4 separate regions of the Mus musculus genome follow, and all the other regions are linked to region 3. Evidence: chromatin loops called from intact Hi-C (ENCODE). Cell type or tissue: heart. All regions are shown on one strand.

What was found. Hi-C counts contacts between places; a loop is a spot of excess contacts. Peaks named below come from ENCODE experiments on the same cell type or tissue, not always from the same donor. Only the 100,000 strongest peaks of a DNase experiment are listed, where the experiment ranks them.
Region 1: it touches region 3 in a loop (6-fold over the local background); 4 of 42 quality-filtered maps call a loop at or near these places.
Region 2: a loop joins it to region 3, with 6 times the contacts of the local background. A loop is called at or near these places in 5 of 42 quality-filtered maps.
Region 4: it touches region 3 in a loop (9-fold over the local background); 13 of 42 quality-filtered maps call a loop at or near these places.

What each region holds. Positions count from the first base shown.
Region 1 is chr13:24,710,418-24,718,417 of GRCm38, reverse strand. It overlaps Ripor2 (RHO family interacting cell polarization regulator 2), which reads right to left. Exons shown (of 23, transcript NM_029679.2): 17 at 4,661-4,796; 18 at 2,967-3,128; 19 at 713-871. Among named protein-coding and RNA genes, the nearest start is that of Armh2, 27 kb to the left of the region's middle. In heart, no CTCF peak of the experiment used is centred here; DNase peaks (open chromatin) are centred at 4,637, 5,637 and 7,287; H3K4me3 peaks cover 653 bases; H3K27me3 peaks cover 723 bases.
Region 2 is chr13:24,984,919-24,992,918 of GRCm38, reverse strand. It overlaps Gpld1 (glycosylphosphatidylinositol specific phospholipase D1), which reads right to left. Exons shown (of 26, transcript NM_008156.2): 24 at 6,001-6,027; 25 at 5,860-5,910; 26 at 983-2,883. The coding sequence ends at 2,797. Mrs2 (MRS2 magnesium transporter) reads left to right here. Exons shown (of 11, transcript NM_001013389.2): 11 at 1-624. Among named protein-coding and RNA genes, the nearest start is that of Mir12184, 8.9 kb to the right of the region's middle. In heart, a CTCF peak has its summit at 4,297 (motif pointing right); no DNase peak of the experiment used is centred here.
Region 3 is chr13:24,477,596-24,485,595 of GRCm38, reverse strand. No RefSeq gene overlaps it. Among named protein-coding and RNA genes, the nearest start is that of Gm22013, 5.2 kb to the left of the region's middle. In heart, a CTCF peak has its summit at 3,532; a DNase peak (open chromatin) is centred at 7,795; H3K27ac peaks cover 1,833 bases; H3K27me3 peaks cover 181 bases.
Region 4 is chr13:24,772,770-24,780,769 of GRCm38, reverse strand. No RefSeq gene overlaps it. Among named protein-coding and RNA genes, the nearest start is that of Gmnn, 15 kb to the right of the region's middle. In heart, a CTCF peak has its summit at 4,392 (motif pointing right); a DNase peak (open chromatin) is centred at 4,469.

The DNA.
Region 1 (8,000 bases), 230 kb before region 3:
CCCACGCCAGACAGAACTGTCACCTCTTTATGATGCCAAACAAGATCCACGCTGCAGCAGGATTTAATGCTCGGAAAAGAGCAGAGCGAACCTGGATCTAAGCTGGACAAGTTGCTGCTGTGCGGTGCTATACCAGATACTACCTGGTTTCAGAGAGCACTTCCCATTCCCGCTGCTCCTTCAGGCCCTGGCCAGTGCCTGCTGCATTCCTAAAGAATAGTCAGATAGAATGTGTACAGCCTTCAAAGGGCCATGTTTCAGGGTGGACTGAGCTTACCATACCCCTACCACCTCTATCTTTCTTGAACGGATAACCTCAGACTTTCTTTTCTCATTTCCCTTCCTGCCGTCTCATGTGAGCCTTCATTTGAAGTCCATTTCTGTCTATCCCGAATGGGAATTCTACCACCACAAAACACAGCATCAAACAGCACAGCAAACAAGTTGAGAAAGGAAGGAAAGCCCTGAGACTTCCATTCCCTTGCCAGTTTCCTGTTCACAGTGAACTCCTGCTGGGGACCAGCGTGCTTAGCAAGCTCCCGCTCCAACACCAGGAAGTTGACTGAAGTTAAAAGTCCACAGAAGTCATTAAAAAGGCAAGCCTCAGCTCAGCAGTGGAGGACGACCTTCACTAAAGACCGGATGGACCAGGAAGACCCAAGCTGACCCAGGCTGAGACACTAGTGCAACAGGACGGGAGACCACAGCCTACCTTGCCTGGTTAGCTGGCCCAGGTAAGTCTCCAGGTCACTCACACCGTGGCTGGTGAAGAAGCTGTAGTACTGGAAGACAGTGATGACTTCCGACGAGAGGCTGGAGGAAAGGAGAGGTTCAGCTCGGTCCAGGATTTGGGACACCAGGGTTCTAAACACTGGAAAGGAAGAGACAAGGTGGCTGAAGAAACAAGACCATTCATTCACTCCTTCATTCATTCACTCATCCACTCATTCATCTTTTTGCATGCTATTCATGATGAATGTGCTAACCACTACACTGTGGAAGCAGATGTGAATATCATAGAACTTATATATTCATTTGTTTATCACCGTACTAATAATATTCATTAGCCTTTTACTATGGCACTTATGTACATTCATCTTTAACATAGTACTTGTGTTCATGCATTCACTTAAACTTTTTATTATTTATTCATTTTCATGTGTATGGGTGTCTCACCTGCATATATGTATATCAATGTAAACTGTGTGTGCCTGATGCCCAAGAAGGCTACAGGAGGGAATTGGATCCCCGAGGACTGGAGTTACAGACAATTGTGAGCTGTCTTGTGAGTACTGGGAACGGAACTCTGGAAGAGCAGCCAGTGATTTTTAACTGCTGAGCCATCACGCCAGAGGGCATTCACCTTTTATTTTGGTACTTGTGTTCATTCATTCATTCATTCATCTTTTATCACCTTTTCCTTGTGGTACTTGCACTCATTAATTCATGTTTATCACTGAAGTCTAAGGTACAGCACTGAAAGTGAGCTAACCTGCGCAGTGTACAGCTAGACGGTGTCACTGTTTCCCACACTCACATGATAGCGTCTAAGTCAGGGAGTGAAAGATGAGCAACATCCTTCCAGGAGTTCTCGGGGTCTTTCCTGTTGGTAGCCACTTAGCCTCCCAACAGGGAACAAATAACCTCAAGTCCATTTTCGTGTTCTTTTTGAGGCACAGCATCATGCAGCCCACGTGGATGTCCAGTGTGCCATACACCCAAGGCTGGCCTTAGACTCCTGATTGATAGGTCTTTACCACGCCCTCTTTCATAACCCAAGCTTTATCTCCGTCATAAGCTAGCTTTTCCTGCTCTTGAACTTTTGTGTCAACAGAATGTACAGCATGCGCTTCCTATGTCTGGTTTATTTTACTCAACACAGTCTCTGTGGAGTCGCCCTTTGCCCATGGCATTTTAGTTGTCACCAGATTCTGTCTGTTGTGTCTCGGGCTGTGAATCTTCTTATGCGTGTCTTACACAGACAGGCGTACATTCTCTTTGTGTATTTACGAGTAGAATTGCTGGCTCACGTTGTAGGCATAGACTAGGATTCCATTCTTCGAAAGTCACTGTACCGTCTGACATCCTCTCATTGGAGGTACGTTCAGGAAAAAGCCCTCTGTACCCCTGAGTTCGCACATCTATGAATCTAAGCAACTGCAGGCCAAGAACCCAAGGGAAAGCACATCTATACTGAACATGTAAATGCTGCCACTCCCCAGGCAATGTAATGCAGCAACCATTTATTTGGTGTTTGCCTAGCCAAGCCTTGTAAGTGGTCTGGGGTATGGAGGAGGAAGTGTGGAGCTTGTATACAAACCCATGCTTGGTGTAAGCAAAGGATGTAAGAGAGCAAACACAGACTCAGCCATGCATGGCAGGCTCCGGCACTGTTCACCCACAGACACCGAGGGACAACTGTACAAACAATACAGACACGAAGTACTTGTGGACTGACTGGGAAACTTCTCTCATGGGCTCAGATGTTATCTAGTCCTCAGCCAGTGGTCCTGTTTGGGAGGCTGTGGACACATCGGAACTCGGGGGTTAACTGGCTGACACAGGCCATGGGGTGAGCAGTTGGGGTTAACACTTGGCTCACTTCTGTTTTCTGGGTGCTATCTCTGATGTGACCAGCCACATGCTCCCAGCATCTTGCACCAACCTGCTTCAGCTGCCATGCCTTCCCTGACAGGATGGGCAGTACCTCCTGAGATGTGAGCCAAAGTCTACCCCTCCTTTAGAAGCCGTTTCTGTCAGGCAGTTTGCCACAGCCGAGTGGGAGGTGGGGGATGATGGATACAGTACTTTAAAAGACACCACCGCTGCTATTCTCCATGCTCAGCATCTTTTTTGTAGTCAAGCTGGCTATCCCATCTTTCCCCTGGAGAGCGTGTAATTCTCTTTTGAGGCTGGCCTCATCCCCCCTGGGCTGCGGGAGGACAGCCTCTCACAACGGTCTGTACCTGGCTCTGCCAGTCCTGGATAGTCTTTGTTGATGCTTCTGGCGAAGCTGGCCTCCAGCTGCTTGATGAGGCGGGCAGCGGAGCTGTGGTAGACCCCGCTGGGGCTGCAGCATTTGGTCCAGAAGGCCAGCAAGGAGAGCTTTTTGTGAAATTCTGGTATGGCTGGAAGAGAAGAGGGATGTTAATGAAGAGAGGATGATGGCAACCTGGGTCTGGTGGTAAGCTGTCCCAGGGACATTAGAGCCTGTCTTTTGTGTTTTTAAAAACCTTTATTTTGTTTTATTTTTAACAATATTTTCATTCATTCATTCATTATCTAAGACTAGGTCTCATGTAACCCAGTTTATCCTCAAACAAAGGGATAACCTTGAATTCCCAATCTTCTTGTCTATCCCCTCCGCCCCCCCCAGGCAAATTTCCCTTCTTTCCTTTTTCTTTCATCGTGTGTGTGTGTGTGTGTGTGTGTGTGTTACTGGGGATTGATCCTAGGATCTCAGGAATGCACTACCACTGAGTTACATCTCTAACCTTTTTACTAATGATTTTGAAATATGTCTTGCCCAGGGTAACCTTGATCTCACTCTATAGCACAGGCTGACCTTGAAGTGGTCTCAGTGTCCTGAGTAGATGAGATTAGATATGCCCCCACAGGCACTAGGACTGTGCTTTTCTACTGGAACTACTACAGTCTTTGTGGATTGGTAGGCGGTCCAGAGAAAAACCCCTCCTCCCTGGAGCAAAGAGACCTCAGTGACTACTCAGCTGTTTGTTCTCAAAGACAAGGCACAGCTGCTCAGCCTTGGGGAGGCCACACTAAACTCCTGTGACTTTATAGCAAAAACGCCATACAGAATAAGCCCTCGGAGGGGCCGGAACACGGCAGGGTTTGCTGGAAGAGCCTTTCCTCTGCCCCAGGCTCCCAGGTCAGTCCAAGCAGACAGCACGGGCAGGTGGCACATGCTCACAATCACACTTGTGGGTGCCTGTGATCAGGACGAGGCTGTAGTAGAGCACGAGACACAACTCATTTGCAGCCCGAATGTCTGCCATTTCTCCCACCATTTAGTTACCTGCCAAAGTCACTGCTCTTAGCAGGAATAGAAAAGAGAGGCAGAAATGCATCGGGAGAACTTCAGGGTGGGTTCAGGCTCAGTTACAGATTTCCCAGAAGTCTCTGTTTCCATTCATATCTGATGTGAAAAAGGACAAACCCTTGCCTTTATGAAAGAGTCCAGTGGCCAGATCACAAAAAGTCAAGGGTATCTACTCCATGGCATGTTCTGCTGTGAAGCTGAAGAATGGCTCAATTGGTAAAATGCTTGCCTTGAAAGCACAAGGACCCGGGTTTGAACACCGGGACCCACAGTTAAAAAGCTGGTTACATAGTGCTTGTAACCTCAGTGCTAGGGAGGGGTGAGAGAGAAACAAGAGGATCCTGGGCTTGCTGGCTAGCTAGCCTAGTGAGCTTCAGGCTAGTGAGAGATCCTGTTTCAAAAACCAAGGTAGATGGCTACTAAGGAATGAGGTCTGATCTTCGCACACATTGAACCGTCCCCCAAAGTTCTGCACCAGACACAAGCTCGGAGCCAGACTGAGGCTGGAGTATACTCAGCTGCCTCGCCACTGAGTTCCAGTGAGCATGCGTGGTCGGGCGTGCTTCGGTTCCAGGGATGGCCTGCAGGTGGCGGGCTTACCTTCCACCACAGAGGTGATGTTCCCGAGGTTCTCGTCACTCACGGCTGCCAGCTTCTGCATCACAAGGACCTGCCTCGACAGCTTCTCCAAGAGACTTCTTGCCACAAAGGGGGTTTTGCTAGAGAAGACGATTTGCTGACAAGACAAATAAAAGCCCTTTTAATGATGACAAGGGCAGTGACCTTCCCCTCCGGATCCTTCCCGAAGAGGTTGCAGAGGCAGAGCTCTGCTGCACTTTTAGTCCCAGTTTGTCAGTGTTCCTCAGGTCAGAAAAATCACACCTGGTTTTGTTACTTTCAAGCTTTTTACATATTCTGGAGATTTCTCACTGGCAGAGCTTCAATTTATTGTGAATTTTCCATTTTCTTCTCTCTCTTCTCCCCCGCCTCTCTTTTTCTTTCAGACAGGGTCTACCATGTGCTTCAGACTGGCCTGAAACTATGTAGCTCACTCTGCCCTCAAACTCATAATCCCCCTGCCTTAGCTTCCCAAATACGTGCTATAAACTCCACCCTCAGCCCTGCCCTTCGTTCTATGTAAAGTTCCGTCTCCTTGAAGATAGCAGAGGGCATTTAGGCTGTGACCTGGGGGACGAGCAGTATAGGATTTGTTTTTATGAGTGCTTGGGTTTTTCACTGCGTGGTTTAATTTCCCTGTTTCCAAGCTGAAAGTTAAGAGGATATCATCATATGGTCATTCTTGTGGTTAGAGCTATCCCAGTGTAATCCAAGAGTGCTGCCGGTATTCCTGGTGCCGTTCTGAGCCCTATACGAGTGCTAGTTCACACATGTCTCATGGTGACCTGATGAAGTGAGTCCTATTTTGTTGACAGAAAACACTTTGTGACTGAGGCACACCCAGGGTAAGTAACTGGCCCAGTGCCACAGAAACAGAGATTGGCTTCACTTGTGTTGGGGGGGGGTGGGGGGGCAGGAAAAGGAGCTCTGAGACAGGAAAGGACCTAAGCAACTCGTTGCTCCAAGGCTCTGCTCCTTCTGTGACCCTTGGAAACCTGCCCAGGTTACCTGGTAGGCAGGGATGGCAGGCATGACCCCTGGGTGATAATGACACTGCCATGCCACACTGTCTAGATCACTCGAACCCTAAAGATAAATGGAATTCTCAAACTCCAGAGTCTAACAAGTACCCAAGTGTGGTGGTGTATGCCCGTAGTCCCAAAACTCGGCAAGTAGAGGCAGGAAGGTCAGGTCAAGGTCAGCCTCAGCTACACAGCTAAGTTCTAAACCAGCTTGGGCTACAAAATAAAAGTCAAAACAAAATGAAAGTATCAGTTACACACCGATGTCTTTCCTGCCAGCAGGCACAGTGGACACAAACCTTGTTTCTAAAGTAGAAGTACAGTGAGCTCACAGAATGCCGGTTATTTATTTATTTTTTTAACTTCCTGCAATTATATATACCAAGTGGTAGGAAACACTAGGATTGTAGGGTGATAACAAGTGGGAAGTGGGGATTGTAATTCTCACTCCTTCAGCTTATATCTTTTTCTCCATAAGATTACCCATAGTGCCAGGCTTGGTGGCGCACACCTTTAATCCCAGCACTCGGGAGGCAGAGGCAGGTGGATTTCTGAGTTTGAGGCCTGCTTGGTCTACAGAGTGAGTTCCAGGACAGCCAGGGCTACACAGAGAAACCCTGTCTCAAAAAACCAAAAAAAAAAAAAAAAAAGGGAAGATTACCTATAAAATTGTTTTTTCCTAGGACAGATCTGCTCCACAAGAGAGTTGGACTGTCCCTCATGGCCCTGCTAGAGGAGCAGCATCCTGACTGACTGACTTCCCCGCTCCATGGAAGACACCTCTCATAGGTCTTACAAGAAAGCTATTTGCCTCTCAGAGGCTGGCGGTTTGCCTAGCACATTATCAGAGTCAGAGAAGATAATTAGAGACCTAAAAGGGTCTTACTCAGGTGACGGTAAGCAGTGAATAGCTGGAAGGAAACAAAAATCCTTTCTTTCTTGGCTTGATACAGCATCTACTTCTGTAGCCCAGGCTGGCCTCTCAGACGTGTAGTAGCGATCCTCTTATCTCAGCCTTGCCAGTACTGGGACTGTAGGCATGAGCACCACATCTGGGTCCATTCGCTCAGCAGGGAAAACTGCCTGCGAGAGGCTGCTCGAGGATGCTCTGGCTATAGCAGAAATACTCAACAGCTCTGCACATAGACAGGGCTCAGGTCTGGCCAGAGGCAAGGATTTTGACAGCCAGCCCATTTCCCACAGCACCTCCATGCCTCCGTTTTCCCATCAGGTGCTTCCTTCCTTTGAGGCAATGTCTTGCTATGTAGCCCAGGTTTTGTCTTGAACTCTGGATCCTCCTATGTCTATCTGCCCAGTCCTGGGATTATATGTGTGTTCCACTATGCTCAGAAAGCTATTTGTTTGCTAGAGAAAGTCATCTTCTTCTATGTTTTCTATAACTGTGTGCCTAGTGCTGTCCAGCCCCTGGGAAGCCCAGCCCCGGGCCCTCCCTCTGTTCTCTCCCTGCCTCCTGGGTTTTGGCTGGCACAGGGTCACCCTTCCTCTTCTCACCGCAGCCTGTCTCAGGGGCCGATTTCTGTAAAGCTGCGGTTACAACAATTGCTTGTGTGTTCCTTCCTGCTTCACGTACACCCAAGCCATCTGGGAACAGATCACAGCAGGGAGAATACAAGCAGCCAGGCAAGGAGGAAGCCCTTAAGTCCAGGCCTCTGGGAAAGTGCCCCATTCGGGACAGCTGAGAGCCCGTGAAAGGCCTTCCATGCTTTTGCTTCTGGGGCTGTAACACCTCAGGTGGTAAACAGATTTACCCATGGTGTTCCAGTGAGAGCACTGAGTGGTGAGGGGATAGATAACCTGGAGGAATGATCCTTCCCGTTGCTCTTTAAAATTACTACTCCAAGCCGGCCTGCAACCCTGGCTCTTGGGAGGTAGCAGCAGGAGGGTCAAGAGTTCAAGACTAGCCTCAGCTATACAGTGGGTTCGAGAGACAGCTTGGCTTGCATAAGACCCTGTTTTAAACAGAAGAAACTTTCTCATTTACCATTTGGGGAGCCATAATCTGCTTCTGTAGTACATTGCTGTTAGCCCAACATGTGGTGGGCTGTGAACTAGACATTCCATAATATCTATCTAGTTAACACTGTTCTCCAGCTCTGCCTATGGACGGCACCTTCGTCTTCTTCTGTTGAATCCCTCTCCTTTACTGCCTGGTGCTTTGGATGTGAGCACTGGCCATACTCTGCCCGGTAACCACTATAGACTGCAGATCTAGGTTTAACGTGAAGTTGAAAACCCAGGCTTAAGAAAGGGTTAGATGTGTCCATCAAGGTTTTGACTTG
Region 2 (8,000 bases), 510 kb before region 3:
GGTTTCTTTGTAAAAGGCCAAAACCCTGTGTCCTACCAACTTTTGAAATACTGTTTTTATGGGCTTTTTAAAGTATAGATTAATTTATTGTGAGGTAGACTTATGTAGATTCAGCGTCATTCTACATATCAAGAAGAGTGCAGCTTCGTGCTGAAGGAGCCCAGGGACTGGCAGAGCCCATGGTTCCTGAGCACACAGACCTCACTTCCTCGCGCAGGGAGGGACCCACACTCCTAGCAGGTTCTCACTCAGGAACGAAAGCTAATGGATCTGTTAGCCTTGCAGCAAGCTCTGGAGGAGTGTTAGACCTTCCAGGCATTTGCTCTCTTTTATATATAAGATGAATGAAAGGAGGTATAATTTAATGTCAGCATATTTGGATTCCAGTTAATCAAGATTCTTACTATTTTTTGATTAGTTATAAATAGAACCATGGGAGTTAGGTTTAAAGAAGGAGTTTGTTTATTCTCTTACAATTTTATAGCTGTTTTGATGATTGCCTGTTTTAAGAGATTGTCCTACTACCCCCTCCCCAGGAGAAAATGTATACAGCCAGCTAATGTGTTTGCCGACCTCTCAGAAGTTAGCAGATGGGCTTGTCAAACAAGAACGTAGCTAATGCAAGAACTGTGGGAACGTGATCTTCCCAGTCAAAAGTTCTCGTTTAAAACAAATGGCAAAGCAGGCCATGGTTGCTCCACCAGCTGTGCCTCCAGTCCTTGAGAGGCTGCAGCAGGGAGATTACAAAGAGTTTGAGGCCAGCCTGGGCTACAGATTACGTTCTAGGCCAGTGAAGGTTATAGAGTGAGTTCCAGGCCCACCTGGACTATAAGTAAGACACTGACTCAAAACACCATCTGAAATGAGGCTGCGAGTGCTGCTCATTTTAGAGTGCTCACTCGCCTGGTGGAGCAGAGCTGGGGGGTCAGCCCTCTAACTGCACGGGAAGAGACAGATCGCTCATACCTGTAAGTTTGGAAGCTGTTGTTCTAATAACCATTCAGCCTGCCCTTGTGTGTTCTCAGGAGGTTTCATACAGTTGTGTGCTAGAACATTACAATACCAAAAAGTGTGCTTCCCAAAGTAATGCACTTGTAAGACTATAGTGAGGCCAGAGCAACGCTTAGCCTACAGGGAAGGAATAATGAAGTGCTTCCACCCCAAAATGTAATTAATTCACCTCACATAAAAGGACAGAACCGGCAGTTTAAAGTTTTTAAAGGTGGCTAGGTCAGGTAGGGTTTTTGAGTGACAGTGCTCCTTAAAGGGACTGTAAATAGCAAATACTGAGTTTAGTGATTGAGAAAGCAGTCACACATCAGGTGTGAGCAAAGAGGTGGGATCCGGTCTGTCCTTAACGTTCAGAGCCTCTGAGCCCATGTGGGCAGAGCAGAGGTCATCCTGTGAAGTGATTCCTGACAGCAGACTGGAATAGGCTAAACAGCTCACTGACAGGCTGCTGGGTGCTGGGATCCAGGAGCTGCGCTCAGCTTCATTTCTGTGATTGGCTGCAGTGAAGCTACATTTGAGCTTCAGTGTGATAACTTAAGTAATGGCCAAAGAGGTTCTAATGGGAGGATCCAAACGTGGGTGTATCATGTACTTTCTCACAGAGGACTCAATACAGTCAGTATCCTGTCGACTTGAAGATGTTTGGATTTCTGTAAGCTTTAAGTTTTCTTTATCTGATGCCTGTTACATGCTATGCTCAGGCACTGAACAAAAGACAAATCCTCTGGCCATGTTTAGACAGGCTTTTGTCCATCCATTACAGAGCAAAATCACTGGCACTGTGTGGCTGGGTTGAGGGAGCCCCTGCCTGCTGTGCACAAGGCTCTGGGGTTCGCCTTGCCATTTACATTTGCTAATTGCTGTCCGTGTACCAAAACGATGGCCCTTCTGCTGGCTGTGCTCTTTAGATAGGTTGGACCACTACTTAAACCAAATGTCCCATTGTGCTTCCTGCTGTGCCTTAGGAGTCAGAGTGTGTACTCACAGCAGCTGTGCCTTCCTTCCTTAGTGTCTGTAGTTGTACTTGACTGTTTAGAATGGGAGCACAGAGATCAGCAGTGAGGAGGGCCAGTGTGGCCCCTTCCCCACGCCCCTCTCTCCTCCTCCCACTGTTTTCACCAGACATATGACAAAATACCCAAGATAAACAGCTTAAAAAGAGGAAATGTTTATTTGGGCTCACAGTTTTCGGCCATGTCAGCGCCAGGGTGCTTGGCCCTGTTGCTTTGGGGCTGGGGAAGAAGCAGGGTGCTGTGGCAGAGGGGAGCTGCCCAGGTCATGGCAGCTCAGCTGGCAACAGAGAGGCAAGGAAGGCCCAGGGGTCCTGATACAACCCAGTACGTAACTCTCCTCAACAGAGTCCTACTCCACAGTTCCTACCTTCTTTAAGCTAAGGATCAAGCCTTCAACATAGGAGATTTGGGGTACATTTAAGATCCAAATAGGACCAGCCACCACTACCAAGGATTTTTTATAGGAGCAATTATATGGAGAGTGTTAAGAGCTAACTACACCCTTTCTAGGCAAGAGAGCCAGGTATTCCCACAGAAAAGGAGGTGGGTTGATAAAGTCCCAAGCACCGGCAGCAAACTCAGAGGATGCAGAAGAAAGAGCTTGAGAGGGGACCTCACAGCCTGCTGCTCCTATCACACGGCGTCCACACATAGCTGACCATATTTCTAGGCAGCCTGGCTGTCCCAGGTTTCGCTCCACCGGAGAACTACTTTGTCCATCCTGGAGATGACTTGGCTCAAGAAAGCGGGGCTGAATAGAAGAGTGCCGTCTTTAGTCTGAGCTGAAGCTGTAGACATGAAGTGCCCCAGAGAGCCGGGCTCCCCAAGAACTCCTTCCAGCAGCAACAACCACTTGGTTCTGTGGAGGACACAAGACAGACAGCACTAGTGACATTCCCACCATGAAGCAGACGTCATTCTGTGCTCTGAAGTACACATAAAAGCAATGCTGGCCACACCCCACAGCCAGAACTTGTGTCTCTCTCTTTGTTCAGACGCCACTTTCTCAGATCTGATAAGTTCCAAACCCCACTGTTGTACAAGGGGACCCCAGAACCTCACTGTGGTCGGTGCATGTGCCCACATCTGGAGTGGCGGGGGCTTGCACGGGCCACCTTCACAAAGCATCCCTGCTGCCTACACTGTTCTCAAGCTCACTTTCAGAATTCTCTCCAGAGTCTGCTGCAGGTTGTGAAACATTGTAGTAATGGCAAATCTTCACAACAGTTCAATTTGATCTTGGGGAATAGCCAAAAGTTATTTTAGATTTTTGTTGGTGAGTAGTGTAGCTGGTTATGCTGGCTGATAGCACTTTAGACAGCAGGCTGTGACATTTATCTTGTTGGTTGTATTTTAACATTAATAATCCCAAAATGATAATAATGGTAGCAATGTATTGTGGCCTGATCATGTATCAGGATTCTAGGTGGGGCCCTTACTGGCACCGCCTTATAATACGCCAAGGTCAGTCAACACAAGAGAAAAATAATCTTTTCAGTTGGCAAAGTGGTAATTTCTTCTCTTCCATTTTTTATGTAATTACTAATTTACTAAATGTGCTTTTACTTTGGCTATATTCTATGTCTCCTTTCTATTTCCTGGTCAAACCATGCTCCTCCCCAAAAGTTAAACTTCCTGGCTGCTTGCCATCTCCCTGGTCTAACCATCTCAGAACCACGAGTTCTGCATAGACAGCCACTGTCTGTATCCCTGTGTCATTGTACCTTGATGCCAAAGGTCTTAGCTGCGTTTTATGCTTTGGTCTAAGCTGTAAGCGGAGACTTGGCCGTGTCGGACTGCTCTGTCTTCTCGGCTGTCCAGTGAAGCAGAGTCAATGTCCTGCTGAGGCTCACCAACTGACATGGGCACAATGACAGTGCCAGTGCTCCTTACACACGTCTCCAGTCCCACCAGCTCACGTGTCCTTCCTTCCTGAGTCCTACCTCAGGTCTCAGGGAAAGGCCACTGAGCTAATAGCCTGTCTTAGTTGTGAGATGGGAAAGTGGGGGATGTTAATACACAAGTGAACTGCAGTTAGGAAGGCTAACTTGTAGAGTTAACAGAGTTAACTGTAAAGTCCTTTCCAATGACCTTGATCACTGCTACCCTTGGTCAGTGTTCCAGACAATGTCTAATTTCTTGAAAATGCATAAAATTGTAAGTAAAAGCCAAGCATATCCTTTAGAGAATCCTTCCATAAACTTAATAACTGCTGTTTCTAGTAGCTAACCCTGGTCTGTCATGGTCTGTCAGTGAGGACTGTTGGCCACCAGAGGGCAACTTCACTGTGAGTCTGCCAAGCACCTCCCAAGCCTTTACCAGATTGCTGTCACCAGTTTAGGACTGCCCACGCTTGGGACTCCTGCTCACGTTGCCCCCCAGCGTTGCCCCCCAGCTGCTCGTCGTGTGCCAGTCTCACAGACCTGTGTGTATCTTCCGAGCAGTCGGCATCCTTCCTTTGTTAATAGCCTGGCACAGTCTTAAAATACCAGTCCTGGGATGAGCAAATGCTTTTGTGGGTTAGTTTGGTTTCCTTTGTTTTGACACAGGGTCTCACTCTAGCTCAAGTTAACTTGGAACTCTTGAGTCCCAGGCTGGCCTCAGATGCCTACCTCAGATTCCCAAGTGCTGGGATTAGAGGCATGAGTCACCACACCTGGCTCTTTATTAGTATATATTAAGGTAAATTTCTTATATTTATTGAAATATTAAATATATAGAAGAAACTTTTAGGAGTCCCACTGCTGTGTTTCTTGCCTACAAGGATATTTGCATAATTATGTAAAAATACAGGTGCAAAAATGTTCACTACAGCACTATCTGCAATAATAAAAAAATGGAAATAGCATAAATATAAGAGTGTAATTTAATTGAATTATGGACTGTCCAAAAAATAAAGTATTGTGTAACTATTGGAAGTACTCATTGAAAGGAAACAAAGGTGCCTAAGAGTGTAGCCATGGTGTAGGTGTCTGTCCAGACCAGCAGGTCTCAACCTGTGGGTTGTGACCTCTTGGGGATCGAATGACCCTTTCATGGGGGTTGCCTAAGACCATCAGAAAATACAGATGTTTACATTACAATTCATAATAGTAGCAAAATTACTGTTATGAAGTCGCAACAACCATAATTTTATGGTTGAGGGGGTCACCACAACATGAGGAACTGTATTAAAGGATTGCAGCATTAGGGAGATTGAGGACCACTGGTCTAGACTTATTAAAAGACGGACCAGGCACCCAGGATGTTACCCATGAGGTTGCTGCCGAGCCTGACAGCCTGAATTCAGTCTCTGAGACCCACGAATGGTGGGAAGAGAGAGCAAAGGCTCTCCCCTGCTCCTCTGAGCACCACGAGTATACTGTGGCTCATGAACATACTTGTAACACAAATAAACATGTTTTAAAAATCAGCAGTCTGGACATTGTCATTGCAGTGATCTGCAAATGCCATAAAGGGCCAGGGGATACTGGGGGTTATGTGAGAACTGTCTCAGAAGCTGTGGTGCAGTGTGTACAGCCAGAGGCAGCAGGAGTGAGAGCACGTCCTCAGCACCACATGCAAACACCCTTGAGTCATGGACCCTGAGAGCCAACGCCATAAAAACCTCATGTCAGCAAATATTCTATCAGCTACTTAAAGTATTTTTAAAAAGTAAATATAGTTGTCCCACAGGCCCTGCTAAGCCCTCTGTAGAGCAACAGAGGGAGGGCATGGGGGGGGGGGCATGGGTCTCACACTTAAAAAATAGTGAGGTTAAGTTCCTGTTTCCTTTCTTTTCTAAACTAAGAAAGGCTTGTCAGAGCTGGTGTCAAAGCGCAGGCCCTGTACTCACCCTTCCCTTAGACCGCACGGACACCAGCGAGCTCCCAAACCTTGAACTTGCCTGTAAAACACGCACACCATGGTTGGTTCAGCAGTTGAACCAATAAGTACAAGGGGCTGGGGTGGGGGTGTCAGACCTTGGGGTACTTACCTCTGGAGAAGTTAGTACATACTGTGCCTGGAAAAGAGAGCAGTGGGGAGACCTTTAGCATGGTTACTACTCATGCAGAGCTTTGAGCCAGTCTGACAGCTTCGTGCTCATATTTCAGTGTTTCCAGATTCCTCCAGGTATGCCCTGTAACCTAGAAATCCCATTTACAGAAGCCTAGATCCTAAAACCTAGTCTTGTAAGGAATCATTTCCATGGGAATGTTTGCCCTGTGGTGTATAATAGAATCAGCCATAATGACTAGCGGTCACCACTTGTGGTAAGTCAGTTAAATGGGCTTATTCCAAGGTAAAAGTTAACAGATAGAACCCCCCTCCCACCTCCCTTCTTAGCAGGATCTAATGTAATGCAGGCTGGCCACAAACTCACTATATAGCCAAGGCTGTCCTTGAATTCCTAGTCCTCCTGCTTCTACCTTTGGAGTAGTAGAGTTACAGCCATTACCACCACATCTACATCCCTCTAGAGCAATGTGTACTTTTCCATAAAATCTAGGCTCTAGGCTGCTGTCATTTGTGCTTTCCTCTTTACATCATCTACTTATTTTACTTGGGTTGTGTGTGCATGCATGTGTGCCAAAGCATGCACGTGGAGGTCAGAGGGCAACTTGAGAGTAGGTTTTCTCCTACCACGTGGGTCCTAGGCCCTCCAGCTTGGCAGCAAGCTCCTTTAGACACTGAGCCACCTCACTGGCCCAACAATGTTTTCAATATGAGGTGAATACTCTTCATCCAGAATGCCTGGGTCCAGAGTTTAGATTTGGGATTTTTCTGGATGTGAAGTATCTACAGATATATACTGGGATGTCCAGAGGATGTGTCTCAGACTAAACAGGAGATATATCTGACAGGTCCACAGCCTGACAGTTCTATACAGTATGCTAATGACTGTACACAAGACCAGTTCCCTACTGTAGAGTTTTCATTTGCAGTATCATGTCAGATCATGAGAAGTCTTCGCTTTTGCAGTTTCAGGTTTTAGCCTGGGAATGCTCAGCTTGCATACTGTTTGATTAAAGTCTAGCACTTGGGAGGTGGAAGTGGGAAATATGAGGCCAGCCTAGACTATACCTTAAAAAAGAAAAATCAAGTTAATTTGTGAACAAAACAGGCATGTTGGGATCCTATTGGTTAACAAGTGTTAGAAAGAGGTCTTAGCACAGGCCCTTGGCTGCCGTCTGCAGTGTGTCTTGAACAGAAGCCCTCTGTCCTTCAGCCTCTTTGTCTGTCATTGGCATCAAAATAGCTTCGTAGCTTTGATGTGGATTCAGCTGCACACAGTGCTGTATTGTGTGCACACTAAGTAGGACATGGTACTGCTAGCCTGGGATCCCCACACCAGTGAGGCAGACACAGGGAGACTACCACAAGTTCCAGGCCAAACAGGACTACATGGCAAGAGCCTGCCTCCTGCCTACTAGAAGATTATGCACTCTGATTAGCAGGGGAAAGCCCTATAGAATTCTAAGTAGGTTAATTTTAATGCTCCTCTTTGTGTTTCTGTATTTTCTACATTTTTCACACTAAACTTTCATTTTGCCATTTAAAAAATCATTTTTTGTTTGTTTTTAAGACAAGGTCCCACTTTGTACCCCTGGCAGAGAACTTACTATATAGATGAGGCTGGCCTCAAACTCACAGAGACCCAAATGTCTCTGTGTCCTGGGTGCTCAGGTCAAAGGCATATGCCACTACACCTTAATTTTCAAATTTAAGAAAGATAACAATAAATAGTAATAACAAATAATAATAGCCAAGCTGAGTGCTTAGAGACGTAAGGAACCCCGTCAGAGAAAGGAGTAAGGAAGCAATACACAAAAATCAAAAGGCTGCAGTTTTTGGTGAAGTTCCAATGTGGCCAAACCTCCTTTAGCTCCCTGCCCTGGGCACCTACTCAAGCCATGGCCAGCTGTGAACAAGGACCAAGTCCAACTGGGTTCCAGCTCTAGAGGCAGCCAGCACAGCTGTAGGCCCACGGGCGGA
Region 3 (8,000 bases):
CCAGAGCCAACAGTCAAGAGCAATTCACATTCTCTGCCTGGCTACGGAATAGATGCTCAGGTGCCCGGTGCTCTGAGGTTCAGAAGAGGAGAGATGGATGCAGAAGATACAGGAAGGAGAGGCCAGGGATCCTTGGCTGCAAAGGAAGAAAGGAGCGCTGGGAACTAGATGGGGCCGGGGCAGGAGTGTTTGGGAAGCAGGCACACAGCAATGCAGAGGGAAAGTTTACCTTCCTTTGATCTGCCCCTAAAAAGTCAGCCATGCCTCTGGTAAGGCAGGTCCGAGGAGCTATGAAAACCAGTACAGAAAATTGAATCCAAATCTGGAATGAGACTTAGCATCAGGTCCCTCCCAGTTACCTTCATGTATCTTCACTTATTATGGGCTACAATGCAATGAACGTGGAAATATATTTATAAAGACATTAAAAAACAAAACAAGACAAAAACAAAAAAAAAAACAAAAAACCAAAGCCAAGTGCAGTGTGGCTGTTGGCTGTTGGCTGTTAGCTCAGTACTCAGGCAATGAATCAAGAGGATTGATCACTGCAAGTTCAAGGCCAGCCTAGGCTGTATGATGATATGCAGGCCAATCAGGGGTACAAACAAAATAAACTTAACAAGTGGAATGTCCCAGCCTGGTCTAGTTTCCCTAATGGTTACGTTAGCCTGGAATTGAGTGAACTGCTAATACAAAGCCAAGCTTCAAAGTGTCCATATCGAAAAGTATTATGAAAGGGGAAGATAGAATGAGTACACTTATGCACCATTGTGAAGTTTAAAAATTGCAAGTCAAACCCTTTAAAGTTGGAATCCATCGTCTATGCACTACAAGCTCCAGAAGCCATGAGTGCCCGGTGGGAACTGCCCAGCGATTACAGCATAAGTCAGTGAGACCCCCGCCACCCCGCCCCCCAAGCTGATTGTGCCAATGAGCGTGGGCTCCTGTGAACAGATTAGGGATTGTGCTTTTTTCTGGAGACCCAGTTCCTTTCTCCTTTCGATCCACAATTCTTCCTCTCCTGAAGTTGGGGTTTGCATTTTTATTTCTATGCAGTTTTTGCTTTGTCTAACAAGCTCTGTGAAGTTTACAGCCCCGGCTGAATTCCCTGGGAGGGACCCCCTCCTTTTATTGTTATTATTTTTTTTTTCAGTTTCCCAGTGCAGCCTTTTCTTCTTACTCGGGACACTCAACTATCTCCCAACTGTCTCTTTCCTGTCCCAAGTCACTCTTGAGAGACATGACTGAAGTTTGAAGCCTTGTCCTTTTGATGGGAAAAGGAAATTCTAAGCTCAGAATAGGTCTCTTCTGGGACAGGCACACAGATGCCACACTTGCTGGGTAATGGTGCCGGAGCCAGTCTGTCTTCATGAGTACTCTGTGTGCTGTATCCAAGGCTAAAGTAGTGACAATGATTCCTAACAGACATGTCATATCCACCATAAGTGCCATGGAGATGCACCAGGGTTTGCAGGACTTGAACTGGTAGGGGGAGGACAATGGAGACTCACTGATGTAATGGTCCCAGAGTCCTGGTCACTGTGACTCCAAAGTCTAATTGAACCTAATACTTATAGCATCTTCCTACCCAGAGGGCCATACGATGCTTGTTCTTGGCTTGTGAAGCCGCTGATATTTTAATTAATTTTTCCAGGAAAGCATTGGCCTGCAGTTCTTAGAAACATCATTTTGCTGCCTGGCCTTGCAAGAATCTGACCTATTTTAGGAAGGCAGCTCACTGTGGCCTTAGGGTTCTTTTATGCAGGAGAGAGAAATGAAGCTCTTCTCTTGCTGGCTGGGGCCTGGATACACAAGTCAATTACAGCTACTGAACGAAGACTCCATAAATGTGCCAATGAACCAAAGGTCTTCACAGATTTGTACTGAGAGGACCATCCCCAAATAACCAAATACACTGTGGTAGACGATTAGGCAGGGCCCATCCTTTGGAATACCAGAGGATCACTAACACACAAGGCCTCTCAGGGCTGTGCCCTTTGGCAGTGTGATATCTGTGGCCACACCACCTAGCTTGGTTTATGAGCAAAAACTCCACTTCCTGAACATCCATGGGCTGGGGCTGGGAACACACTAAGAATCCACTGTCCTCTTTTCTAAAGAAAAGAGAAGAAAGAAAAAAGAGAAGAGAAGAGAAGAGAAGAGAAGAAAAGAGAAGAGAAGAGAAGAGAAGAGAAGAGAAGAGAAGAGAAGAGAAGAGAAGAGAAAAGAGGAAGATAAAAAGAAAAAAAAAAACCAAAAGAGTTTTCAGCATTAGAGGAGTGTCTTGGTTTCCTCTATTTCATCTTTTTTAAAAAAAATCTTATTTACTTTATTTTATGTGTGTTGGTGTTTTGCCTGAGTGTATGTCTATGTAGGAATGTCAGATCTTGGAGTTACAGACGCTGTGAGCTGCCATGTGGATGTTGGGATTTGAACCCAAGTCCCCTGGAAGGATAGTCAGTTCCCCTAACCACTGAGCCATCTCTGGAACCCCGTGTCTTAGGGTCTCTAGTCCTATTATAAGACACCATGAAGAGCAACTAGAGAAGGAACGGAAATAAATGGAAATCAGTACAGGATCTGAAGGCAGGGACCTGGAAGCAGGAACTGAAGCAGAGGCCATGGAGGAACAGTGCTCATTGGCTTGCCCACCATGGCTTGCTCAGCCTGCTTTCTTACACACCCAGACGCCCCCCCCCCACTAGGCTGCATCCTCTCAAACCAATATTTAATGGAGAAAATGTTCTTAGAGTTTCCTCTAGGCAATCTGATGGAGGCATTTTCTCATTTGAGGTTCATCTTCTCAGATAATGTCTAGGTTTGTGTCAAGTTGACAAAACCGGACTAAGCCAGGGACTCTAGTGTTTTTGTATTCACTGGACAGCACATCCATAAATAAAGGCCTTAGTCAGGCTTGTTTTGATGCCTAGTCTCCCAAAGATGTACAATTAGAAAAGGAGCAGGCAGGAGAAGGCAATGACCCAGAAGACAAGAAGAAACGTGGCTTTGTCTAATGAAGCAAAACTCAAACTGTTCTCTATGGCATTATGAAAACACTTCTTTCTTTGGATACAGCTATACAAAGTTTCTCAGAGTTTGCAGGGAAAATAGACACTTGCCAATCAGAGGTAAGTCTGTAATTCTTATAAGCTCAGAACTGTGGAATGGAGGGAGGAAGAGAGCTGAGAGTCTGAGAGCATCCCGGGTTACACACCAACATCTTGTTTTAGAAAAGAAATATACGATCTGATTATCCTCAATCTGAAAGGCAGAAGGAATGAAGATGTCGTATGCCCTCACAAGAGCTCTTCTTTTACAAGATGTAACCTGAATGCCTTAGGTGGTTCCCCATAAAAACGGGTGATTCCTGGAACGGAATGTGCTGGAAGGAAGCCTTCCTCCCCTTAGGTGCTCCTGAAGAGAATAGCTTCTCTGTAAGTCTCTCAACCAAATAGCTCAATAACCTCAAACAGCTCAACAGCCTCAAAGAGCTCAATTGGTGCTGTGCAGTGCTCTTCTGTCACCTACTGACAACTTTGGCTCATTGCAGTTTCCCAGGCCTTGGTGTGTTGTCCAGCTCAAATTAGAGTAGTTCAGCGTGTCCAAAGGAAAAAGTAAATATCTTTACATTCTGGACAGCTATCCTATTTTCTCAATTGTCTTCGGTCTTCTACTGCTAAAATAATAATACATGTTGCTGGAGAGATGGCTGAGTAGAGATGTGCCTGCCACAGAGCTTACCCTGCAGGGTATGTGTGGCCCCTCCTCCCAGTAAATAAATCCGGCTTGAGAGATGGTTCAGTGGTTAAGAGTCTCGTTGCTCTTGCAGTCACCCCAGGTTTGATACCCAGCGCCCATATCCAGTTGCTCACAACTGCCCGTAACTCTAGCTTTGTAGAATCTGCTGCCATTTTCTGGCCTCGGCAGGCACATGCGTGTGGTACACATACAAACAACCACACAAACACATAAACAAACAAACAAACAAACAAATAAATATACTATCTAAAAAGAAACACATTTATTAATTAAAAACAAAATAACATGTCAAACAGAGTCTTATATTTTTTGTAATTTAATGTCTTGTGATTGGTATAAGTACTGTATATTTTAAAGTATTTGTTAGGTTTTTTTTTTTCATAAAATATGATTACCCTTAAGGCATTTAGGAAATCATGGGTACATTCGTGTGTGCATGTGTGCACGTGTGTACGTGTGTGTGCACTCGAGAGAGTGTATTCACAGTGGTGGTGTTTTTGGGGGATGGCCTGGGGCTTATATAGACTGATGTAGTACTGTTGAACTATATCCCAACCTCTGAAGGTATTTTAAGAGAGAAATAGTCTGTGATGGTCAGGTCTGCTTGTCAACTTGGCACATCCTAGATCTACCTGGAAACAGAGTCTCAGAGAGGGACTGTGCAGAAGAGTGAGGTTGGCCTGTGGGCATATCTGTGGGGCAATCATTCTGATCCCATTAATTGAGGTGGGGAGATCTGCCTATTGTGGGTGTCACTGTTCCCAGGGTTTGGGGCGGGGAGCAGATAAATGTCAAGAGGGTGCTGAGCAAAAGCAGGCATCCATTTGTTCCCGCTCTACTCTCACTGTGGACGTGACAGGCTGCTGCCAGTTCCTGGCTTCACTGTTCCAACACGGAGAACTGTAGCTTGTGACTGTAGACAAACAAGCCTCCTGCTCTGAAGTCGCCTTTGTCAGGATATTTTATCGTAGCAAGAATGTGATCAGAACTTAGTCTATATTGCAAATAGCAGAGGGAGGAGTCTTTGCAGAATCAGTGTTGTGGAACTCCATGGAAAATCAGCAAAGGCATAGGAGCATATGCAAATTATGTAAATACAGACTCCAGGGCGGTCATACGCACAGGCCTGTCCATGCCTTGGAAGACTGAGCCGATGTCAGCAAAAGCCACAGTTCAGTTACCCAGCCTCAGGAATTCTAGCCAATGGAAAGAATCTAAATGTATCACATGCGCGCACACAGACACACACACACAGAAAAAGCATGCTCACATAAACTTGCATATACACACAAAACCACGTGTACACACTATTAGGTATTCTCTTATTTTAATATAAAAATTAGATCGTTCTTGGAACTCACAGAGACTTGCCTCCTTCTGCCCACAGAGTGCTGGGAGAAAAGGCATGTACCAGCCTAAAAGTTATATTTCTTATAACATAATTTTCTAAAAATAAACTTTATACCTTTTTGGATCAGTAAACAACAAAAAACCCTACATTGTTTTCATGGGTGGCGACATTTGTTATTTTACTTTTGTATACTTATTATTTACATGGTGTTTATTTGTACAAGAGGAATACATTTTAATGGAGATAATTACCAGTTGAAATCATGTCAGTTTTTAAAGTATAATACTTCAAAAATGATGACTACTAGCCTACTAATTTGTCTGCAAGAGAAACCAAAAGATTGGCTTGATTTCTCTAATGTGCCAGGAATGCAGTTAGAAGAAAGAAGGGGGGGAAGGAAGAAGGAGGAGGAGGAAGAGGAGGAGGAGGAGGAAGAGGAGGAGGAGGAGGAGGAGGAGGAGGGGGAGGAGGAGGAGGAGGATGTGGGGGAGAGAAGAAGAAATCCCTGTATTTTTCCCTACAGCAGTGGTTCTCAACTTCCCTCATGTTGGGACCCTTTAATACAGTTCCTCATGTTGTGGTGACTCCTCCCCCTACCATGAAATTATTTTCATTGCTACTTCATCTTTGTAGTTTTGCTGCTGTTATGAATCATAATGTAAATATTTGTGTTTTCTGATGGACATAAGTGACCCCTGCAAAACAGTCATTCAACCTCCAAAGGGGTCATGGCCCACAGGTTGAGAACCACTGCCCTAGACAGCGATGGCTGTGACCCCACTGGTAGAAGCAGAGCTCATGGAAGGCGTGAGTCCTGGGAAAGCCAGGGCATCAGTGTAAATGCTTTCAGTTACAGGTTTTCCTTGACCTGAGTGTGTGTGTGTGTGTGTGTTGGATGTGTGACTGTGTGCTGAGAGGTCAGAGGTCAATGTCAGGTGCCTTCCTCAATTGCTCTCTACCTTATTTTGTGTGACAGGGTGTACCTCACTGAACCTGAAGCTCATCATTTCAGCTGGCTTGTCTTGACAATGAGCTCCAGGGCTCCTCCCATCTCTGCATCCCCACTCCCCTCCAGTTGGGATCATGGATACACACTATAACCGCAGGGATTTGCATGGGCGCTGGAAATCTGAACTCGGTTCTTCATGTGTGCATGGCATTCACTTTATTGGCTGAGCATATGAACTGTGGAGACTCCACAAAGTGCTTGTAGGAATGCCCTATGTTGTGGTTGGTTCTGGTATCAACTTGCCACAATTTAGGAAGGAAACTAAATAAAAGGGGCTATTTTCAGAACGAAGGTCAGGTCACCTTTTGCTCACATGACCTCCCCTCTTGCTGCAGAGTGGTATGTGCTCTGTTGCTGCCTCTGATTCCTTCTCTGACAGTAGAACCAGCTCTCCCAGTATTCCTTGTGGGCTAGGACCAGCAGCTCTCCAGATCCTTTTGGTCTTCACTGAAGCACCCTGCATGTGGACTGAACTACTGGACAGGACATTCCCCCAGTGAGAGACTTCTGTTCTGTGACTACCCAGCCTTAGGAATTGACTCCTGGGTTCTTAGTGTCTAGGGTTGTTTGTTTTGCTCATTTATATGTGTCCCTGTGCGTGTGGTTCTGTTTCTCTAAACTGACTAAAACTCCCCACACCATGTCTGTGGGTGTCCTCCTCAGGGCCGTCTCTCTAGAAGTCCCTGCCTCCTCACTTCTGTCACCACACTCTCAGATCCTCAATCTAGGTTCATGCAAACAGGGAAACAGTTGCTAATAATAACTTTTCTGTTACAATTTTCTTTTTAAATTTTTGATATGGTGTGTGTGTGTGTGTGTGTGTGTGTGTGTGTGTGTGTGTGTGTGCACACGTACAGGAGCACATGTGTGCTTGCTCATGCCAAGATGCACATGTGGAGGTCAGACGACAATTTTCAGGAGTTGTTTCTTTCCTTCCACCATGTTGGTTCTGAGGATTAGACTTGGCTGCAAGCCTTGACTCACTGAGCCATCCCGGTAGCCCATGATATTCAAAAATAAGCCATAGTAGGACAAACTATCTTAAGTTACTATAGAGATGTGCAATAGCTTTGAAAAGGGGTGTAGTAGTCTATACACAAATCGTTATACTTGAGAGGATGGGGCAGGAGGATCTGGAGTTCAAGGCCAGCTTGCATTACATAAACAGAGGAAGGAAGGAATGGATGGGTGGATGGGTGGATGGGTGGATGGTAGATGAATGCCTGCCTTAAAGTGTGGATAAAGGAGAATAACAAGAGTAGGAACATGTCTTATTTCAGAGCCTGCTATGAATCCATGCACACAGTGTGCTTTGGGTAGAAAATGACAGTTATATCAATGAAACAGAACGAGTTTCCAGAGTCTTGGTGGGGAGTTCTACTGCTCACAGCGTCTCTTCTAGGAAGCCAGGACATACTATGGTACTGTGCTGTGCACACACAGCTGCCAGAGGTGGGCACGATCTTCTCAGGGCTCAGAGCATTTCCTTTCCACTCTGTCCCAGAAATACTGTCATTTTGTCTGCCTAGAAGTGACAGGTTCCGTTCATGTTAAAAATATATATATACTTGACTCTATCCAGGTTAGGAGTGAGTCCCAGTCCTACCCACCCTTATCATCCAAGTCACCCAGCGCTATTTATTTAAAGACTGTACGTTTTCTGTGGCTCTGTCACTCTTTGTACTAAAAAAGGCACACACGAACGGCACATGATTAGCACAGGCATGTGATCCAGCACTGGGGAAAAGGCAGGACAGGAATTTAAGGCCAGCCTAGGCCTCCCTCCCTCCCTCCCTCCCTCCCTCTTTCCCTCCCCCCTCTCTTCCCCTCCCTCCCTCCTTCCCTACTCCCCCCACCAATCCTTTCTGTATCTCATTACTA
Region 4 (8,000 bases), 300 kb before region 3:
GGATCTCCTTTCACCACAGCCTCCATGGTGGACCCTATGCCTGCCCCTCCTGCTTTTTAACCCCCATCTTGTCATTTATTTGTTGGAGGAGCAAGTTATTTGCCCTGTACAATACTTACATTTTGGCTTTTGACATCATTCCCACATTGTAGCTCTATAGTTTGTTGCTAACATTTCCTTAGACTGGCAGTAAATATCCAAGTCAGATGTAGTTTTGGGAGGTGGGGTTGGAATTCTTTGTAGTTGCACTTGTCTTTAAGAGACTCTAGATGATACCCAAATGTGTCCTCTGCCCTCTCCATGCCTGCACACATATGTGAACCCGCAACACACACACACACACACACACACACACACACACACAAACACATATACACACATAACAGACACATATACACAGACACATACACACATACATATACATATACACACACATACACACATGCAAACATGATTTCCAAGTAGAAGCCAGTGAATCTGTTTCTACATATAACCTTGGTGATCCTGAAAATGAGCCCTGAAATCTGACATTCTCACGTAAGAAGATTAAAGAGCAGCCAGACTCTCCAGAGCTCTCACTCACGCAGATGGTGGCCCTGTGGGAATGGTGGGCCTCCTTGGCACTTACCTTGCCTAAACAGTCCCTTGTCACTTCCTCACTTATGGCTTGAACACAATTCGAAAATGAGTGATTTGTAATTTCAGCACAAACTGGATCATCTCTTGGATATAAAATAATGAAGTTTATTATAAAGGGACAAAAAATAACAGCTATCCTTATTCTACTACTTAGAATTAATTCTAAAGAAAGGTATTACTCAGCCTATGGTCTAGGACTCAGGAGGCTGAGCTAGGAGTGCTTCCTCAAGTTCAAGGTCAGCCTGAGCTACGTAGTGAGTACAAAGCCACCTAGACAATTAAGGCATACACATATAATACCAGAATTTGGGTGGTAGGGACAGGAGAGTCAGGAGTTCAAGGTCATTCAAGGCTATGTGGGACTCCATCACAAACACAAAAACAACAAAAGAAATGTGTCTTTCTGTGAGAGAGACTGGGACCTGCACATCCTGTCACTTTTTGGTTTATGCAGATAAGTTGTGACATTTTTCATACCAAGATCTTCTCACAAAGATTATATTAAACATAGGCATAATTTGAGCCAAGAGAGACAACGCTTTGGCTTCTTTTTTTTTAATACATATCATCATTTAATTCATGTATGTGTGTGTGTGTCCATCCATGTGTGTGGTGCCTGAGGAGTCCAGAAGACAGAATTGGATCTCTTGGAGCTGGAGTCACATGTGCCTATGAGCTATGCTTCTGGGTGCTGGGAATCAAACTCCTGTCCTCCAGAAGAGCAGTAAACACTCTCAATTGCTAACGCACCTCTCCAGTCCACCGGGCCTCTTGGATGATAAAATTCAAACCACAGACCTGTGTTTCAGAGCAGGTGCCCTGGACAGAGGCGGAAATGAGAAGATCTGACATTTAAAAGCTCAGCCCCCTAAGCCAACATCAGTTGAAGGGCATCCGGGGAGTCAGGCACATCTCACAGGAAAACCAGGGCCAGCAAGGAAACCACGGGGAACAGAGGAGCCCCAGACTCTTCTCTGCTCATTTTACAGATATGTAAAAGTAACTCATTCGCCTGATGTAATTGTGGTCTTTGTGGCTTACAACCTCTCTCTGGAAACCTAGGTCTATTAGAAGCCTCTTAGCCTCTGTACAATCTAATCTAGGCCTAGAATGTTTTCTGCCTCTGAGATTTGGTGCTGAAGAACTTTGTAGTTCATAGTTTGTTCTGAGCTCTGGCTGGATGACGCAACGCAGCTGTTCTGGCTCAAATGCCTCTCCAATCTGACTGATTCAGTCTGGCTTCTCTGGGCCTTTCATTGAATTGTCCTGCTTGGCCTCAAACTAACTCTAGCAACTTATTCTAATCTTTTGGCTCCCAATTCTCTGGCTCACTCTATGTTTACTTGTGTCTAGCTTGTTCTCTCTTTAACCTGTGTAAAACTCTCCTGGCAAAACTCCCTCCTTCCGTCTCTGCACTGTCCCTCAGGTAGTTTCCCTGTCCTCTGTTCTCCTGAGAGTTGGGTGTATCCTTTCTCTGATTCATCTCTTTGTCTGCCACTCAATTAGACATCACTTTCAAACATGGCTGCTTTCTTCTACACACTAATGTTACCTTCATTGTTTTGAATTAAAGGTGTGTACTAAGAGTGTGTCTGTATTCCAATCAGATGGATTAAAGGTGTCTGGTGTGCTAAGGACTGAGCCACACCACAACCAGAAAGAGATTTTTGCAGTAAATAATACAATCTTAGGGTTCACAGTGTGATCAAATATCCTGCAACACAGGTCTGTTAACTTAGGGCTGTGGCACTACAACAAGAATAATGCCAACACTGGGAGGGTGGGTAAGAAGAGAGGCCAAGGCCAGCCTGGGCTCACAGTGAGACTTCATCTCAAAAACCACACAAAAACGGCTTTGGGCTTGTCATCCCAGCATGCAGAAGACTGCAGCAGGAGGAGTTGGAGGCCAGCCTGAGCTCTTACAATCCTCCTGACTCAGCTTTCTGAGTGTTGGGAGTACAGATGGAGGGTGTGACTGGTTTTCCTATTTTTAAAGATTTATTTTTAATCATGCATATGTGCATGTGTGTATATGCACATGAATTCAGGTCCCCTCAGAGGCTCAGATCCACTTGAACTTCAGCTACATGCGGTTGTGAGCTACCCAGTGTGGGTGCTGGGAATTAAAGCTAGGTTGTCTGCTAGAGTGGTGTATGCTCTTAGTCCCTGAGCCGTCTCCAGACCTATGTTTGTTTGTTTCTCTGCTTTTTGAGACAGGGTCTTTCTATGTGGCTCCGGCTATGCTGGATCTCACTATGTAGAGCAGGCTGACTCTAACTCCCCTGCCTCTACTCCCCAGACACTGAGATCAACGGCATGTGTCACTCATGCCCAACTCCTAATTTTCTCTTCTTTTCTAATAAAGATTTTATTTATTTTATATATGTGAGTACACCGTAGCTGTCTTCAGACACTCCAGAAGAGGGCATTGGATCCCATTACAGACAGGCATTACAGATGGCTGTGAGACACCATGTGTTTGCTGGGAACTGAACTCAGGACCTCTGGAAGAGCAGTCAGTGCTCTTAACCACTGAGCCATCTCTCCAGCTCCCCACCCCCCTTAATTTTCTTTCTTTCTTTCTTTCTTTTCAGGCAGGGTTTCTCTGTGTAGCCCTGGCTGTCCTGGAACTCACTCTGTAGACCAGGCTGGCCTCGAACTCAGAAATCTGCCTGCCTCTGCCTCCCAAGTGCTGGGATTAAAGGCGTGCGCCACCACGCCTAGCTCTCTGAAAGTCTTCTTAAACCTGGAGTCATTCTCTCTGGTCCCCATTTGCATCTTTTAAAACTATGTTGATATTTTGTTCATTTTCATTTTGGAGAGAAAATGGAAATGAAGTCATTGACAAACTTGTGCACGAACACTTAAATCATTCCCACCTGAACTTGGCTGGATGCTCAGGAGAGCGATGAGAGCCCCAGCACTACAGTGGCCGGGCTGGTGGTTTGGGAGTTTGTTTGAGGTCAACTTGGGGACCTATCTCAAAAGAGAGAGCCGGGTGGTGGTGGTGCATGCCTTTAATCCCAGCACTTGGGAGGCAGAGGCAGGCAGATTTCTGAGTTCGAGGCCAGCCTGGTCTACAGAGCGAGTTCCAGGACAGCCAGGGTTACACAGAGAAACCCTGTCTCAAAAAACAAAAGAAAACAAAAAAATGGGGTGGGTGGGATCTGAACCCTGGGAACAGTCACATCTCTGGTAAATGATCTATCTGTTGCCTCTCAGCTACAAAGTCCTAATATGGCATGGTCTTTTAAAAAATATTTATTTATTTTATGTATATGAATGAGTACACTGTTGCTGTCTTCAGACACACCAGAAGAGGGCATGGGATCCCATTACAGATGGCTGTGAGACACCATGTGTTTGCTGGGAACTGAACTCAGGACCTCTGGAAGAGCAGTCAGTGCTCTTAACCACTAAGCCATCTCTCCAGCCCTTGGCCTGGTCTTTTAAAAAATGATCTGGTCAGGACTTACTGCCAAGTCTCTCACTACCTGAGTTTGACTCCTGACACCACCCAGTAGAAGGAAAGTACAGACTCCTATGGGTTGTCCTCTGACCCTCCCCCTCGAACACAGAAGCAAATAAATTTACACACACACACACACACACACACACACACACACACACACACACACACACACACACACACACACACACGAGCGTGCTAATACATTTAAAAAAAGGAAAATGGCTTAGTACTCTTTTTTTTCCTTTGCTGCTAGTGCTGCATTTTACCAGTAGAGGGCGCAGGTGAGACACTACAGGAGCAGATGGCCTTGGCTTCCTGATTCTGCTCAACTTGGGAAATGCACTAGGCTTCACAGTTGAGACAGGTGACAGACATTTGCTTCTCCCTGGGCTTGGGGTAGGTGGTGATGCTTACCTGCAGTGGTGGCACTCAGGGAGCTGAGTAGGAAGATCGTAGGGACACGCAAGCACCAGTGGGCTGGCAATGCAGCTCACGGGCCTGGAGTTCTAGCAACACACCCATCACCAAATCTGTTAAAATCACCATCAGTGGTCATGATGGCTCCTTAAGTTCTTCCTGTACACATTCCTCATGTTCATGTTTGGGGGGCAAAGCAACTTGATCCCCTAATTGACAGCTACTGATGACTCTCTTGCTGTAGCACCAAGACAGTCCCCCCAAACAGCCAGCGCTCTTCTACCAGGACAAGCTGTCTCAAACACTCTACTGAAGTCTGGAGGCCGCAGCATGACAATCTTCACAGCCCATAACAGCCTTGGCACCTCAATCTATTTTGGTTTGTGTTTTTGAGACAGGGTCTTTCTACATAGGCCTGGCTGTCCTACAAGTATGTAGACAAGGCTGGCCTGGAAGTATGTAGACCAGGCTGGCCTGGAACTCACAGGGATCCATCTGACTCTGCCTCCTTCGTGCCGAGATCAAAGGTGTGCATTAACACGCTTGGGTATGTAGGTCATTTTTGGTTTTGTTGTTTTGAGGCAGGCTTTTCCCTGTAGGCTAGGTTTGTTTGTAGTTCACCATGTAGCCAGTGCTGGCCTTAAATCTATAATGATTCTCCTGTCTCTGTCTCTTGAGTTCTGGGATTACAGGCATGAGCTGCCCTGTCTGACTTGTTTCTGAGATCAGGTCTGGCCTGAAACTTTTTAATGTGCACAAGCAGGACTTGAACTTGCAGGGTTCTCCAGCTTCAGATCCTGGCCTAACAGCTTTTAATGCGGGCCAGTGTTGAGGGCTAAGACTCTCCAGACATGAGGCTAACTAGAAGCTATTAATGCCAGCCACCACCAAGAGCTTCCTAGGTCTGCAGTGCCTGTAGGGTTAAGGCTGTGGATACTGAGATCTGTGCAGGAACTCCAGCTTTATAGGACATCGCTTGCTGCGGCCTTAACCTGCTTACTGCAGCAGCTCAACTGCTGCTAAGCATGTAGGGAAACACGCTGCTGGAGCTGGGAACTGAGAACTTCTTGTCCACTCAGGACTTCTGTCCTGCTAGAGCACAAGGATTATAACCTAACATGACTAATATATTGTCTTAGTCAGGGTTTCTATTCCTGCACAAACATGACCAAAAAGCAAGTTGGGGAGGAAAGGGTTTATTCGGCTTACACTTCCATACTGCTGTTCATCACCAAGGAAGTCAGGACTGGAACTCAAGCAGGTCAGGAAGCAGGAGCTGATGCAGAGGCCATGGAGGGATGTTCTTTACTGGCTTGCCTCCCCTGGCTTGCTCAGCCTGCTCTCTTATAGAACCAAGACTACCAGCCCAGAGATGGTCCCACCCACAAGGGGCCTTTCCCCACTTGATCACTAATTGAGAAAATGCCTTACAGTTGTAGCTCATGGAGGCATTTCCTCAACTGAAGCTCCTTTCTCTGTGATAAGTCCAGCTGTGTCAAGTTGACACAAAACTAGCCAGTACAATTGACCCCTTGTCAACTTGACACACAAACACATCACTAGTAAGCCTCAACCCTTAATTTCTTATTCATCCCGAAGATCTAAACAACTTTAGAAGTCCCACAGTCTTTACATATTAAAAGTCAATCCCTTTAAAATGTCCAATATCTTCTAAAATCCAAAGTCTTTTTACAATTAAAAATCTCTTAACTGTGGGCTCCACTAAAATAGTTTCTTCCTTCAAGAGGGAAAGTATCAGAGCACAGTCACAATCAAAAGCAAAAGTCAATCTCTAACCATCCAATGTCTGGGATCCAACTCACAATCTTCTGGGCTCCTCCAAGGGCTTGGGTCACTTCTCCAGCCATGCCCTTTGTAGCACACACGTCGTCCTCTAGGCTCCAGATGCCTGTACTCCACTGCTGCTGCTGCTCTTGGTGGTCATCTCATGGTACTGGCATCTCCAAAACACTGCATGACTCCTTCAGTCCTGGGCTGTCAATTGCAACTGAGGCTGCACCTTCACCAATGCCTTCCATGGCCTCTCACAGTGCCAAGCCTCAGCTGCTCTGCGTGACCCCTTCATGCCTTCAAAACCAATACCACCTGGGTGACTCTTACACATTACCAAGTCCCGCTGCAGCAGGAATACAATCTTGGCTATCTCTGGAACACAGCCTCTTTGTGCTTTCAGAAAACACTTCCCAGAAGATGTCACCTCAACGATGCTGGTCTCTTCTTAATCACCGTTAATTTCTTAGCTCCAGCTAACCAGCATCAATAGTCCCAGTAATGCAAAAGTTTCGCTTTAGTAGTTCTGGTAGCTTGTTAGTCACAGCTCATTCTTCAGCCCCAGCTAATCAGAACCACAGAATCTTCACAATCAAAACAGCAATGGCCATGAAAAGAGTCTTTAATTTTCCCTCTGAAATTTCACAAGCCAGACCTCCATCTTCTGCACTGTTCTCAACATTATCTTCCAAGCTCCTATACAACATCTGACAGAGCTCTTAATGACAAATGGATCTTCTAGCCCAAAGTTCCAAAGTCCTTCCACAGTCCTCCCCAAATCATGGTCAGGTTGTCACAGGAATACCCCACTATACTGGTACCAATTTGTCTTAGTCAGGGTTTCTATTCCTGCACAAACACCCTGACCAAGAAGCAAGTTGGGGAGGAAAGGGTTTATTCGGCTTACACTTCCATATTGCTGTTGATCACCAAAGGAAGTCAGGACTGGAACTCAAGCAGGTCAGGAAGCAGGAGCTGATGCAGAGCCATGGAGAGATGCTCTTTACTGGCTTGCTTCCCTTGGCTTGCATATCCTGCTCTCTTATAGAACCAAGACTACTAGCCCAGAGATGGTCTCACCCACAGGGGCCTTTCCCCCTTGATCACTAATTGAGAAAATGCCTTACAGTTGCATCTCATGGAGGCATTTCCTCAACTGAAGCTCCTTTCTCTGTGATAAGTCCAGCTGTGTCAAGTTGACACAAAACTAGCCAGTATATGTTGTGTCCAGCCAGCAGACCACAACCTGGGTTCTAGCCTGGAAAGGCATTTTGGAAACCTGGAAGAGAAGAGGGGCTAGGTGGCGAGAGAAAGGAATGTAGCCAAGACATTTATTCTGATCAAGGCTCAAATTTTATTGTTGCGACACTAGTTATGAAGGAAGGGGGAGGGGACCCGATTCCCGCCAAATAATCTCTGGTCCAGTAGAAAGGTGCACGTGTGTGGCTCCGCAGGTTCCAGCAGTGGGCGTGGCAGAACGAATGAGCAGGAAGCTCCACCCCTGAGCAAGCAGGTTTCAGGCTGGGGGAGGGGAGACTACATTTCCTCCCTTTTATTAACAAAACTTAAAAAAAGAAAAAGCTGGCCTGAGGGGGGAAAAATTGTCTATGCTCAATAGTTCTGCCTGGAATCTAGGGCTAAAGAAAAAACTTGCTTTCGTGGGATTTTTTAACTTTTCTTA